Linked DNA regions of Homo sapiens: regions 2 and 3 are each linked to region 1. A link is a loop called in an ENCODE intact Hi-C map of the cell type or tissue named here. Cell type or tissue: endothelial cell of umbilical vein. All regions are shown on one strand.

Region 1 (4,000 bases):
CCCCTGTGTTATGGCCTGTTAAGTTTTTAGGATCCATCCAACTGGATGGAAGCAATGGCACCATCCACCCCTAGGGAGGCCTGCTTGAGAACGTGCCCTACTGAGAATCACCAGCAGCAGAGAAGGTACAATGGATAAACATACAAGACAGGGGACTAGTGGGGCTGGGAATTGCACAGCCACACCTTGAAACAGAGAAGTGTATTACTAGGTCCTTCAAGACCAAAAACATCCCATCACAGCTTCTTGATCATTTCTTTTGAAATGCACAAAAAATATATAAAACAAGAAATTCCCCAGTGTCATTACCAAACTAGGAACTCAGGCTTGAGCCTGGGACACCTTAGAATAGGTTTTGCTTTCTGACATCTTCAGCCAGCATTGGTGGGAGTCACAACTGGTACAAGCTTTCTGGAGGGAAATTTGGAAGAATGCATCAAATGATCAGATATAAATAGATCTATTTAAAAGATAAATTCTTCTATTTCCAGTAATTTATCTAAGGCAAATGATCAGATGAATGCACTTTGTTTGTAAAAGTAACAAATAGAACAAACCTAAACATCCATGTGATGGTTTACCTTATATGTCAACTTGCCTGGGCTGAAGGATGCCCAGATTAAACATTATTTATGGACGTGTCTGTAAGGGTGTTTCAGCGGAGATTAGCGCAGGAATCAATGGACTCAGTAAGACAGTGAGCCTTCCCCAGAGCAGGTGGGCATCATCCAAATCCCTTCAAGGCCTGAATAGAACAAAAAGCAGAAGAAGGAGGAATTCTTCTCCACCCCTTTTCAAGATCTGCCTCACTCACTGCTTGAGCTGAACCATCTCATCTTCTGCCTTCAGACCGGGATTTATATCATCAGCGCCACTGGTTCTCAGGGTGTTGGACTCCAACTAAAGAAATATTTCACTGGCCTTCCTGGGTCTCCAGCCCACAGAGAGTGGATTGTGGGCCTTCTCAGCCTCCATGATCATGGGAGACAGTTCTTAATTTTGTATATATATAAAAGTCATATTGATTCTGTTTCTCTAGAAAACCCTGACTAACGCAATTCATAAATCTAAGATTGGTATTGCAAGATCAAATCTATGTGAATATTCATATATACACCAAAAGGATAATGAATATTTTTATAACTTCCTGTTTTCATAAATTTACCCAATGAGCAAATAATCAGGGAGGAAAAAGCTGTTTATATTTTGAAAGCAAAACAAAAATCTCCATCCTTAGTTTCATCCGGCTCTTCAGAATAGCCAGGATGTCTTATTTCACAGCAGACTTGCGTAAGTGTCTGAGGGTTGCGAGTTTCTTTGTTTTTAAAAATTTTTTTAACTGCTCTATGTTTTCATGAATGAACTTCACTCATGGGCAGTCTTGTTTCACAAACTCATGTCCTCCACCACTCCCTGCACTGGATTATTTTGAAGTAAATCCGAGACATCATAGTATTTCATTCACAAATGTTTCAGTATGTCACCTCTAACACATAAGATGCTTTTAGAAACATAACAATGCTACCATTATCATGCCTAACAATTTAAAAGGAATGCTGTAACATCGTGAAATACCCAGCCGGTGATACACTTCCCTGGGGCCATGTCTAACAACTGTGTTACCCCTGGGTGGGTTATCTAATCTCTTACACACTTACTTTCTTCATTTTAAAATGGAGAGGATATAGGATAATTGACTGTTAATGAGATAATGTACTTAAAGAGCTTAGCTTAGGGTCTGTCTGGCACATGGTAAATGCCCCCCTACCTGGCGGCATCAGATCATTTGTGATGTTACACACATTTTCCGTTCACCGGGCTTTTGTACGAATTAATCCTTACTTTGTAAATGTCCTGTTCATATTCTCTGGCCCTTTTTGTAGTGGGCAATAAGGATACCAACATTGTATTATCCCTTTTTTACAGAGGAAGAAACTGGGGCACAGGGTTTTTGACTTGCAAGAGGGATTTAGCTAGCATACTCCCTCAGCAAGTGGTTGAGTTGTGACTGGAGTCCAGGGGCCCGACGCCAGGGCCACCTCTCTGAAATCCCTATGACCGCAGTCCCCTCTTGCGAGCACATAGTAAACAGGGCCTGCTGATCCCCACTCACCACCCTTGGACAGACTGCGACAGTCTCAGAAGCCCAAGAGTTAGGAACACATTCGAAAATGGCACTATCTCCACCTTCTCAGCAGCCGAAAAAGAAGAAAGATATCCTTGGCCTTAAGTTGGAGAGCCCCGAGAAGGTAATGTGTGCACCCCGGGATGCCCGCCCACCTGTAAGTCTCCATTCTGGCCGCCTAGGTAGGTTGCGGCAGCCTGAACGGGGCTCTGTGAGCTTCGGGCTGGACAGCGGTTCCTCAGCAGCCACTAGAGGGCGCAATGGCGCCGTAGGCAGGCACCGAAGTCCTTGTTTGCCGAGCTCAGGCGTGACCTTGTTTGTCCTGTGTCTCAAGAGAGGAAATGTTCATCTCTTTCTCAAGGTCCTTCACCCAGTGAGCTGCTTTCTTTTCCTCTTGATGTCATCCTTTTACACAGGCAGGAAATTATGTTCACTTCTACTATCCTGTGGTCATTTAAAACCACAAACAAAGCTGATTGACCAGGAAGTCAGATAATTAAAAGAGCCATAAGTTCTTGATAAAGCCTTGTTGATTGAAGAAAGCAAAGTAGCCAAAGTATCGTGATTGACAGGGGGACCAGCAGCCTGAGAGGCTGAGCTCTCCAGATTGCAGTGGAAAGGCATAAGTTGGTTATTAAAACAAGTTGGCGAGCTGTGACCAGCATTTTGAAAAATTGAGCTAGACTTGAACAAAATAGAACAAATAACATAGAACAGAGCTTTTTCCATTCCGTGTGTGCATACTGAGTTGCTTACTAAATTATGTTTCTCACTGTACTTCAAAGTTTTAAAAATATGAAAGCCTTGACCGGGCTCGGTGGCTCATGCTTGTAATCCCAGCCTCGGTGACAAAAGCGAAACTCTGTCTCAAAAAAAAAAAAAAAAAAAAAAAAAAAGGAGGAGAAGAAGAAATTTGGAGAAATGAGGCCATCAGAGAGGATGAGAGGACGAAAATATTCATCAGGACATAAAGCTTTGGTGGCTGTCAGACTGAGAAACAGTCCATCTACTAAGTGTGGGGAAAAAAAGCTATTGTGCATGACCCTCATGTTTCTCTATAGCCTCAATCACAGGTTGGGTTTTGCCCAACTTTTCAGTGGACCACACCACGAAGGTAGTGGATTTAAGGTGAAAAATATTTGAATGTTGACAAGCTAATTGTCAGATGATTTTAGCAGAAATCAGTTTTCATTATTTAAACTGATAAGAAAATGTTTGTGATTTTGACAGGCATGGTAAACAAACAAAATTGTGATTTATGTTGCTCAAATGAGAATAAAATTTATTTCACAAATTACTGATATTTTTAACATTTACAGTTTAATTGTTCATTGTGGAAAAACAGAGAAAAGGGCATACGCTGTCCAAGCACAGGCTTCCATGTGGGCTCAGCCCACCATGACATGGGGATGAATCCCAACTCTCACCCACCATGACAGGTGATCCCCCCAGCTCTCACCCACCATGACAGGTGATCCCCCAAGATCTCACCCACCATGACATGGTGATTCCCCCAGCTCTCATCCACCATGACGTGGGGATACCCCCCAGATCTCGCCCACCATGACATGGGGATGCTCCCAGCTCTCACCCACCATGATGTAGGGATACCCCCAGCTCTCACCCACTATGACCATGTGGATGACCACCCGCCCTCACCCACCATGACACAGGGATACCCCCAGATCTCACCCACCATGACATGGGGATGCTCCGAGCTCTCACCCACCATGACTTGGGGATGCCTCCCCCGACCAGCCCTCACCCTCCATGACCATGGGGATAACCCCCAGCTCTCACCCTCCATGACCACGGGGATGGCCCCAGCTCTCACCCACCATGACATGGGGATGGCCCCAGTTCTTATCCCATCCT
Region 2 (4,000 bases), 140 kb after region 1:
ATGCCATGACTCACCAAACCAGTTGGTCCTTAGCTGTATTTTTTGAAGCATCCTTCCCCACCATCCACTCCTCACACCCTCACCAACACAGCGAAAAATTCACATTTTGCATGAGCAATAAGGAGTTATAAATTGAATTGAATGATAAGCTTCATTAGGTTTTCCTTTTTGTTTTGTTATTTTCTTTCCTTAATCTTTCAGGTTCAGTCCCATTTTCTCATTCTTATGCACAACAACACTATCAGTAGGAATTATGAGGATCAAGGATAAATGGAGATCAAGGATAAATTATGGAGATCAAGGATAAAAATGCAAGGCAATGTTTATAATCCCCTCTGAGAGTGCATGGTCTTCTCTATAGCTATAGGTGCAACATTGGCAAAGCTTCTGAAGGGGGGAGAAAAATATGATCAGGCTTTTAAGATTACCTTTGAGGTCCTTATTGAAGAAAGCGTGTACAAGTTTTGCCAATACAATGCATTATACCTTTAAATGAAACCAATAGAGGCTGCCATTAATAACATAGCACATTCAGGCCAGGCGTGGTGGCTCATGCCTGTAATCCCAGCACTTTGGGAGGCCCAGGCAGGTGGATCACGAGGTCAGGAGATCGAGACCATCCTGGCTAACACAGTGAAAACCCATCTCTACTAAAAATACAAAAAGTTAGCAGGGCATGGTGGCAGGCGCCTATAGTCCCAGCTACTCGGGAGGCTGAGGCAGGAGAATCGCTTGAACCTGGGAGGCGGAGGTTGCAGTGAGCCAAGATCATGCCATTGTACTCCAGTCTGGGTGACAAAGTGAGACCCCATCTCAAACAAAATAAAAAATAAATTAAAAAGAAAACATAGCACCTTCAGTCAACATTGGGTTATGCCTCTCTAACACTGTAGAAGCTTAATGGGAAGTGATAAAATAAGTCTCAATTCTTACAGTAACAACAGTCTTATAAAACGACTTCATTTACAACACCTTTCACTTAACATCTCTCACCACATACCAAAAGTCATGTAACTATTCATGGTTTATAAGTAATATACAGTTATAAAGTATATTTCCCATATGTTTCATAGTTAATCTTCCATAGATAATCACAGTCGTTCTCCTAATATGACTCAGAAACACATCTTAAAGTGAAACATGCCTACAGAGCCATATAACTTCAAGAAATCCTTAAAATGTTGTTTCGACAAACAATATAACGTTACCTTTTATCAGATTCCATTTGTCTTTCCTAAATACCTCATTAATGTGTAAGTAAACCCAAAAAAAGGAGGGAAAAAAATACAGAAACAAAAAACCTGCAGTGCAATTAATCATCTTACCGTCTCCGTTCTTCATCCTTGGGGCATTTGGGAATGGCTGGCCTCCCAGGAGGTGGAGAATGTCGGGGTAATCCGACAAGGTTTCTTTTCCCAAATGAAGCCTGCTGAGCTGATGTTGGTTATTAAAAAACGAAAGTGCTTTTTGAAGTCAGCCCTAGCTAGAGTTGTTAATTCAGGTCTGTGCCGCAGCAGAGTGACAACTCACATCTTGCCGGACGCCCCAGCTGGTACGGAGGCTCAAAGGAAGGAGAAAGTGGGGTTTTGGAGATGGCTGTGTCACAGCCTCTTAGGGCTTTAATCCCTCGGCCGTGACACATCTGGGGAACTATGAACAGGAAGCTCAGAGCCAGGCAGACAGCCAGAATCACTCAGCAAACGTGCCAGACCCTTAAGAAACACCAACACCCGCCACTGCACGGTAACCTCTAAAGTTTCCCGAAGCTGGTGCTTTCCTCTCATGACTTTGTGTTGAACCTGGACAAGCCTGCTGGCTGAATCCAGCTCATTATCATGTTCCCATCATCAGAGTCTTGACTGGTCAGTCTCAGGCCTGTGGTGGCCTAAGCTTTCCCTCTCTGCCTACCTCCCAATCCTTAGAGCAATCTCCCTAGAGTCAGCCCAGGCAATGCTGCAGGACTCTTTATTCAGGTCTGCTCGTGTCCCAGATGCTGGCCCACTTCTCATGGTGGCCACCACTCCTGCCATGTGCCCTGAGAACTCTGGAAGTCTCCCTTCACCACACCCTGGAGGTGGGATGGCCACTGATCACCCCTCAGCTCAGGGAGATGAAAGCTGGAGCCTCTGGCTTCCACAAATGCAGCCAGATCCACCTAGGAGAGCTGGTGCTGCCAAGCCTCCTCTTTTTTTTTTTTTTTTTTTTTTCTGAGACAGTCTTGCTCTGTCTCCCAGGCTGGAGTGCAATGTCACAATCTCGGCTCACAGCAACCCCTGCTTCCCAGGTTCAAGTGATTCTCGTGCCTCAGCCCGAGTAGCTGGGATTATAGATGCCCGCCACCATGTCTGGCTAATTTTTGTAATTTTAGTAGAGATGGGGTTTCACCATGATGGTCAGGCTGGTCTCAAACTCCTGAACTCAGATGATCCACCCCCTTGGCCTCCCAAAGTGCTGGGGTTACAGGCATGAGCCACCGCACCTGGCCTGCCTCTTTTATTTCTCTCATAGCTCCTCCTGTGCTCTGCACTCCGATGAACATTCTCAACATGATACAGAGTCCAGCCTATCACAACGCTACTCAAAAATCTGCATCGTAGGGAGGAAGAGTCAAGCCTCCAATTCTAGCATTCAAGGTCTTCAGACATCTGGTCTCACACACTTTCCTGTCATTGTTCCCGCTACCCTTTCCAAGAGCGCTTTGTGCTCACCTGGATGGGCCGCCTGCTGACCCTAAGAGGCACTGCTCAAACCTCTGCTTCAATGCTCTGCAGCCTCAATTCTGCCACTGCCACTCCTTACCCTAGCCAATTGACACCACTCAGCACGACACAGCCCACCTCCTCTTTGCTCCTTCCCCTTCTTTCCAGTTTTCACCGCCATTTGCTCAAGCAGACCCCACTCAAGCATCCTGGGGTGATTTTCCCGACTCTGAACCTGTGCCTTCTCTCTGTGATGATAACGGAGATAGCAGAAGTGAGCACTTACAGGTGCCAGGCATTCTTCAAGGAAATTTAAATTATATATTCATTTACTTATTTATTTTTAATTTTATTTTAGTTTCAGGGGTACTTGTGCAGGTCTGTTATATAGGCAAATTGTGTATTCAGGCGGCTTGGTCTACAGATTTTTTTGTAACCTAGGTAATAAGTATGGTACCCTATAGGTAGTTTCAATCCTCACCCTCCTCCCACACTCCATCCTCAAGTAGGTCCTGGTGTCTGTTTTTCCTTTCTTTGTGTCCGTATGAACTCAGTGTTTAATTCTCACTTATAAGTGAGACCATGCAGTATTTGATTTTCTGTTTCTGTGTTAGTTCTCAGAAGAATGGCCTCCAGTTGTATCCATGTTGCTGCAAAAGACATGATCTTGTTCTTTTTCATGGCTGCATAATATTCCGCGGTGTACATGTACCACATTTTCTTTATCCAGTCTACCACTGATGAACATTTAGGTTGATTCCATGTCTTTGCTATTGAGAATAGCGATGTAATGAACATCATGTCTTATGGTAGAATGATTAATATTCCTGTGGGAATATACCCAACAATGGGATGGCTGAGTCAAATGGTAGTTGTGTTTTAAGTTCTTTGAGCAATCACCAAACTGCTTTTCATAGTGGCTGAACTAATTTACATTCCCACAAGCAGAATATAAGCATTCCCTTTTCACTGCAACCTTGTTGGCATCTCTTATTTTTTGACTTTTTAGTAATAGCCATTTTGACTGGTGTGAGATGATATCTCATTATGGTTTTGACTTGCATGGAAATTTAAATTCTTTAGGCCCATTTTACAGGTGAGAAAACTGATTGAGATTATGTAAATACTTTCCCCAAGCTCCCTTAGTCAGGCAGGGGTAGAGCCCAGGTGGAGCCCAGGCTTGCATTGCTCTTCAAGTGTTACCAGGGATCCACCGCAATTTACTTGACAACAGGTCTTATCTACTCAGGAACAGTGCAAGTTCCTAGCAGCCATTGTCTCATACTTCCTGGTACCCTTTC
Region 3 (4,000 bases), 200 kb before region 1:
CCTAGAAAATGTAATCGCTGTCATCATTATTACTATTCTTTAGGAAAACTCCTCCCCTCTCAAGTGAAAGCAGTTTCATGCCTCCTGGGCAACCTTCTGGGCTTACCTCCTCTCTTTTCTTTCAGTTGGACGGACTGGGTTGTGTTTCCAATGGAGTTCTGGACAAAGCAAACAAACTTCCTGCGAAGATCACGCTGAGTGACTTTTTCCAAGATGATATTACGCTCAATGATTTCATCCTTTAAAGTGGATTTAATACTGAGAAAGGAGAAAAAATACCACTCCATTCAGTAACATACATTGACACCCATTTGCAGCATTTGGAACACGTATAAGCAGCCAACAGTTTGGCTTTTAGAGAACTGTGAGATCAATAGTATAAGATACCACGAGAATGTAAGATGGTCAAAAAGGGCTCATTCTTGATTCAATTATTGACTCTTCTAAGCATTCACGCTAAGACATTATTTATTTGTGAGACTCATCTGACCTTCCTTACTCTTAAGAATTCCCCTTGAGAATAGATAATAACAATACCTTAAGAAAAATATTTAAAATGACCAACTCCTACTGAAGGTTTACTATGTATCAGTCCCTCTTCTGTGCACAAAATATGGACTCTAATGTCCTCCATTCCTCACCTCCCAGGAACCCTAGAGTATAATAGGATCATAATGGCCTTGGCCAGTGACAAGGACAAGGCAAAGAAGGTGGGTGAGTAGCCCCAGACCACACTGCAGGGAATGGGCAGCTTGATTCCTGGGCTTGTGCCACGCTGCTCCACCCAGGAAGTTGGGAGTCTTGGCATTTATTCACAATTTGAGTTCTCTGAAGTTACCAATCTACAATCCATCTTTGTGTTAAGAAATCTTGTGTATGTGAATGATGTTTTAGGCTGTGTTGCTCTGAGACCACGATGCCAGCTCCTATTCACTGAGTGCTTCCTACCTGTCACACATTGTGATAGGCATAACACCTCTGCTGTAACCACGCCTCCCAGTGAGCTTGCAAAGTGCAGGCTATTATCCATAGATTATCAATGGGTGATGGAGGCTCACCGGGGCTAAGGGTCATGTTGACATCAGATAGAAAATGGGTTTAAACCCAAGGGTGGGTGATGTCAAAACATACCCTCTTGACTACACTCTCCTACTGTGAACTCTAATGCAATATCAGCTTAAGATGGGCCCCAATGACCTTCCTGATCTTAGAAATTCTTGCTAAATTTTATTGTTGTGACCAAAATCTGTTCTGTACTTTTTTGTAATGATGTATACTTTTCAAAATGATATTGCATTTTCTTATTGATATCTGTTAAGTATCAGAAGAAGGTACTTAATGCATAGACTCTTACTCTGGGTCACATCTTCGAAAAATCAGGGAATGCATCCTTTGGAGACACATCTGATTGGACATCACTGGATCCAGGCCCTTTGATCCTTCTGGGGACTGGAGATCAACTTTTTTTGTGATTGGATAGCTCCAAATATCTAGGGTTTTCTACTGGCCAAAATATCTCACCAGTAAATTCAAACCACTGATCCGGGTTCTGTGCTCCAGAGAGCAACAAACCAAGTCAAATTTCTCAAACAATGTAATAGCTCCCAAGGATTTCAAGACAGAGAGCCCTCCTCTGAGCCTCTTTTTCGGGGTTAAGTTGCTTCAGGTATTCCTCACTTCACATATTTTTTGTCAGACTTATTATTATGATGCCATTTCCCCTGGAGGTTTTCTAGACTGTTCATTACCCCACACATCTGGATCCCTGTACCCCCACACTCTCTGAACGGGTGGCACCGGTGAAAAGCAGAGTGAGGGTAAGCAGCATTTCCTCCCATTTCTTGGACATATTACTTATCTCCAAGCAGTCTGGGTCAGTACAACTGTCTGCTCAATAGCTTGACTTTGAGAGCAGCCACGTCAAACTGTTCCTACAAATTGAGGTTTAAAACAACTTAAATATTTCATTCAACGGCCGTTTGCACTTTGCATTTTTGTGCTTTTATTTTCACCACTAGTCGGTGCTGGTGGCTACACCATCAACTGTATACTTTAGGCATTTCTAAAGGTAGAAGTATCTCTTCTGAATTGCAGAGAACAGAATCCGTGAGTTTTTTTCTTACCTTTTCGCCTCAGGTACTGAGACTTCCCACTCTAGGTCAGAATCTTTGATGTACCATTTTATGACAGGGTTAAAGACCCTTTCAAAGCCAAATCGTGCTTTGCAGCTAATAGTTAAAGGCTTTCCTGAAAATGAAGAGGCCAGAGAAAACAAGAAGGAAGCTGGTGAGAATACTTTGTCCTACATCTGGGAGGAAGACGTCGCCAGAAGCTGTCTCCTGATGCAATCAGGTTTGCAGGTAGAATATGTGTGCCAGAAATAATGAAACGTCTACACAGCTCTCATTCAGAAATGCATAAAACCAGGTACATTTTTTCTAATGGGCAATCCTTCTATCTCAACCATATGACTATATGTTCTTAAAATGAAGATGAGCATGATTATATCACTAAGGGTCCTTATGTGGATTGAGGGAGACACTAAGAAAACTAAGAAAATGAGGAGTTTCTGAGATCAGCCCGGTCTTCTGCACTACTGTTGAAGTACAAGGTGTGTCCATAAAGAAAATTTTACTATCCAATATTTGTTTATTAAGTAAAAATCATAAAGTTATTGTAGCACGTGGTTTAAATAAAAAAATTATTTCGATATTAAGCAATTTTTCTGAACAATTCACTATGGATGGGCATGCATATTATGAGACTAACTTTTTTCTACCCATTTTTTTCCATGAGGAATATTCACATATGCTCTGCCTCAAATCTAATATTTAACCATGAAATGACTAGGAGCTCCATTTGAATACTCATCTTTGCACCTTAACGTTTTTCCACTGGTAATACCTTATAATTCACTAATACATATGTAACTTGACTATATGAATTAATCTAATTTTTTCCTCCTTCTTTCCTCCTTCCTTCCATTCCTGTGACGTTGAGCACATAGTTAGTGCTATTTCTAGAGTCAGAACACACCACTCCTGCCATCTAGTGATCTTATATCATAACATGTATTTTTATGTTTCTTTCTAAAATAATAAATGTTTTAGTAGCATTTTAGAAAGTATAATAATAATAAAAAAATTTATATTATTAAAAGAAAAACAGCATTTTATTTTTAATACAGCAATTCTTATTTGTCTGTGTAGAAAGACATAGATATTATTGAAGTTGACAAAATAAAAGGAGACCCACAGGGAAGTCAATTTCTCCTCAACCCCAAAGAAGACACTACTTTGGAATACAAATTGTTTGGGCAGGGGTTGTAGAATTCTACTACAGTTCTCTTAAATGCCAGATTAAATGTCATATTCATAAGAGTTAATGTTACTCAGGTTGGCGAATTTGTAGTCATAACTGATAGACCTAACCAACATGTACGAAACCACCTGTTCCTGGGGAAGTTAAGGAAGAATAAAATCTATTGATCAGGTTTCATGCTCCAGCCACTTAACATACATTGTCCCATTATTTCTCAGTATAATTTTTTTTTTTCTTTGAGATGGAATCTTGCTCTGCCACCCAGGATGGAGTGCAATGGCTCGATCTCGGCTCACTGTAACCTCCGCCTCCCAGGTTCAGGTGATTCTCCTGCCTTGTCATCCTGAGTAGCTGGGATTACAGGCACCCACACCCACGCCCGGCTAATTTTTGTAGTTTTAGTAGAGATGGGGTTTCACCATGTTGGCCAGGCTGGTCTCAAACTCCTGACCTCAAGTGATCTACCCACCTCAGCCTCCCAAAGTGCTGGGATTACAGGCATAAGCCACCATGCCCGGCCTGCAATATAATCTTTTAGGGTCAGTTTTATGATAGCTATTTGCGGATTTAAGTACTGAGGCTTAAAGGATGAAGTAACTGTGCAAAGTCACAAAACTAGTCAATGGCTGAGTTAAGATTCACACCCAATTCTGTTTGACTGGAAATCCCAATGCTGTTT

What was found. Peaks named below come from ENCODE experiments on the same cell type or tissue, not always from the same donor. Only the 100,000 strongest peaks of a DNase experiment are listed, where the experiment ranks them.
Region 2: it touches region 1 in a loop (2.6-fold over the local background); 2 of 110 quality-filtered maps call a loop at or near these places.
Region 3: it touches region 1 in a loop (5-fold over the local background); 63 of 110 quality-filtered maps call a loop at or near these places.

The regions. Positions count from the first base shown.
Region 1 is chr2:102,239,383-102,243,382 of GRCh38, reverse strand. IL1RL2 (interleukin 1 receptor like 2) reads right to left here. Exons shown (of 12, transcript NM_003854.4): 12 at 3,381-4,000. Among named protein-coding and RNA genes, the nearest start is that of IL1RL2, 54 kb to the right of the region's middle. RefSeq lists a silencer at 2,321-2,380 and an enhancer at 2,320-2,614. In endothelial cell of umbilical vein, a CTCF peak has its summit at 2,376 (motif pointing right); a DNase peak (open chromatin) is centred at 2,512; H3K27ac peaks cover 290 bases.
Region 2 is chr2:102,102,198-102,106,197 of GRCh38, reverse strand. It overlaps a transcript of IL1R1 not described here. Among named protein-coding and RNA genes, the nearest start is that of IL1R1, 39 kb to the left of the region's middle. In endothelial cell of umbilical vein, no CTCF peak of the experiment used is centred here; a DNase peak (open chromatin) is centred at 1,657; H3K4me3 peaks cover 492 bases; H3K27ac peaks cover 392 bases.
Region 3 is chr2:102,441,447-102,445,446 of GRCh38, reverse strand. It overlaps IL18RAP (interleukin 18 receptor accessory protein), which reads right to left. Exons shown (of 10, transcript NM_001393487.1): 6 at 2,124-2,247; 7 at 107-258. Among named protein-coding and RNA genes, the nearest start is that of MIR4772, 11 kb to the right of the region's middle. In endothelial cell of umbilical vein, a CTCF peak has its summit at 2,012; a DNase peak (open chromatin) is centred at 2,026.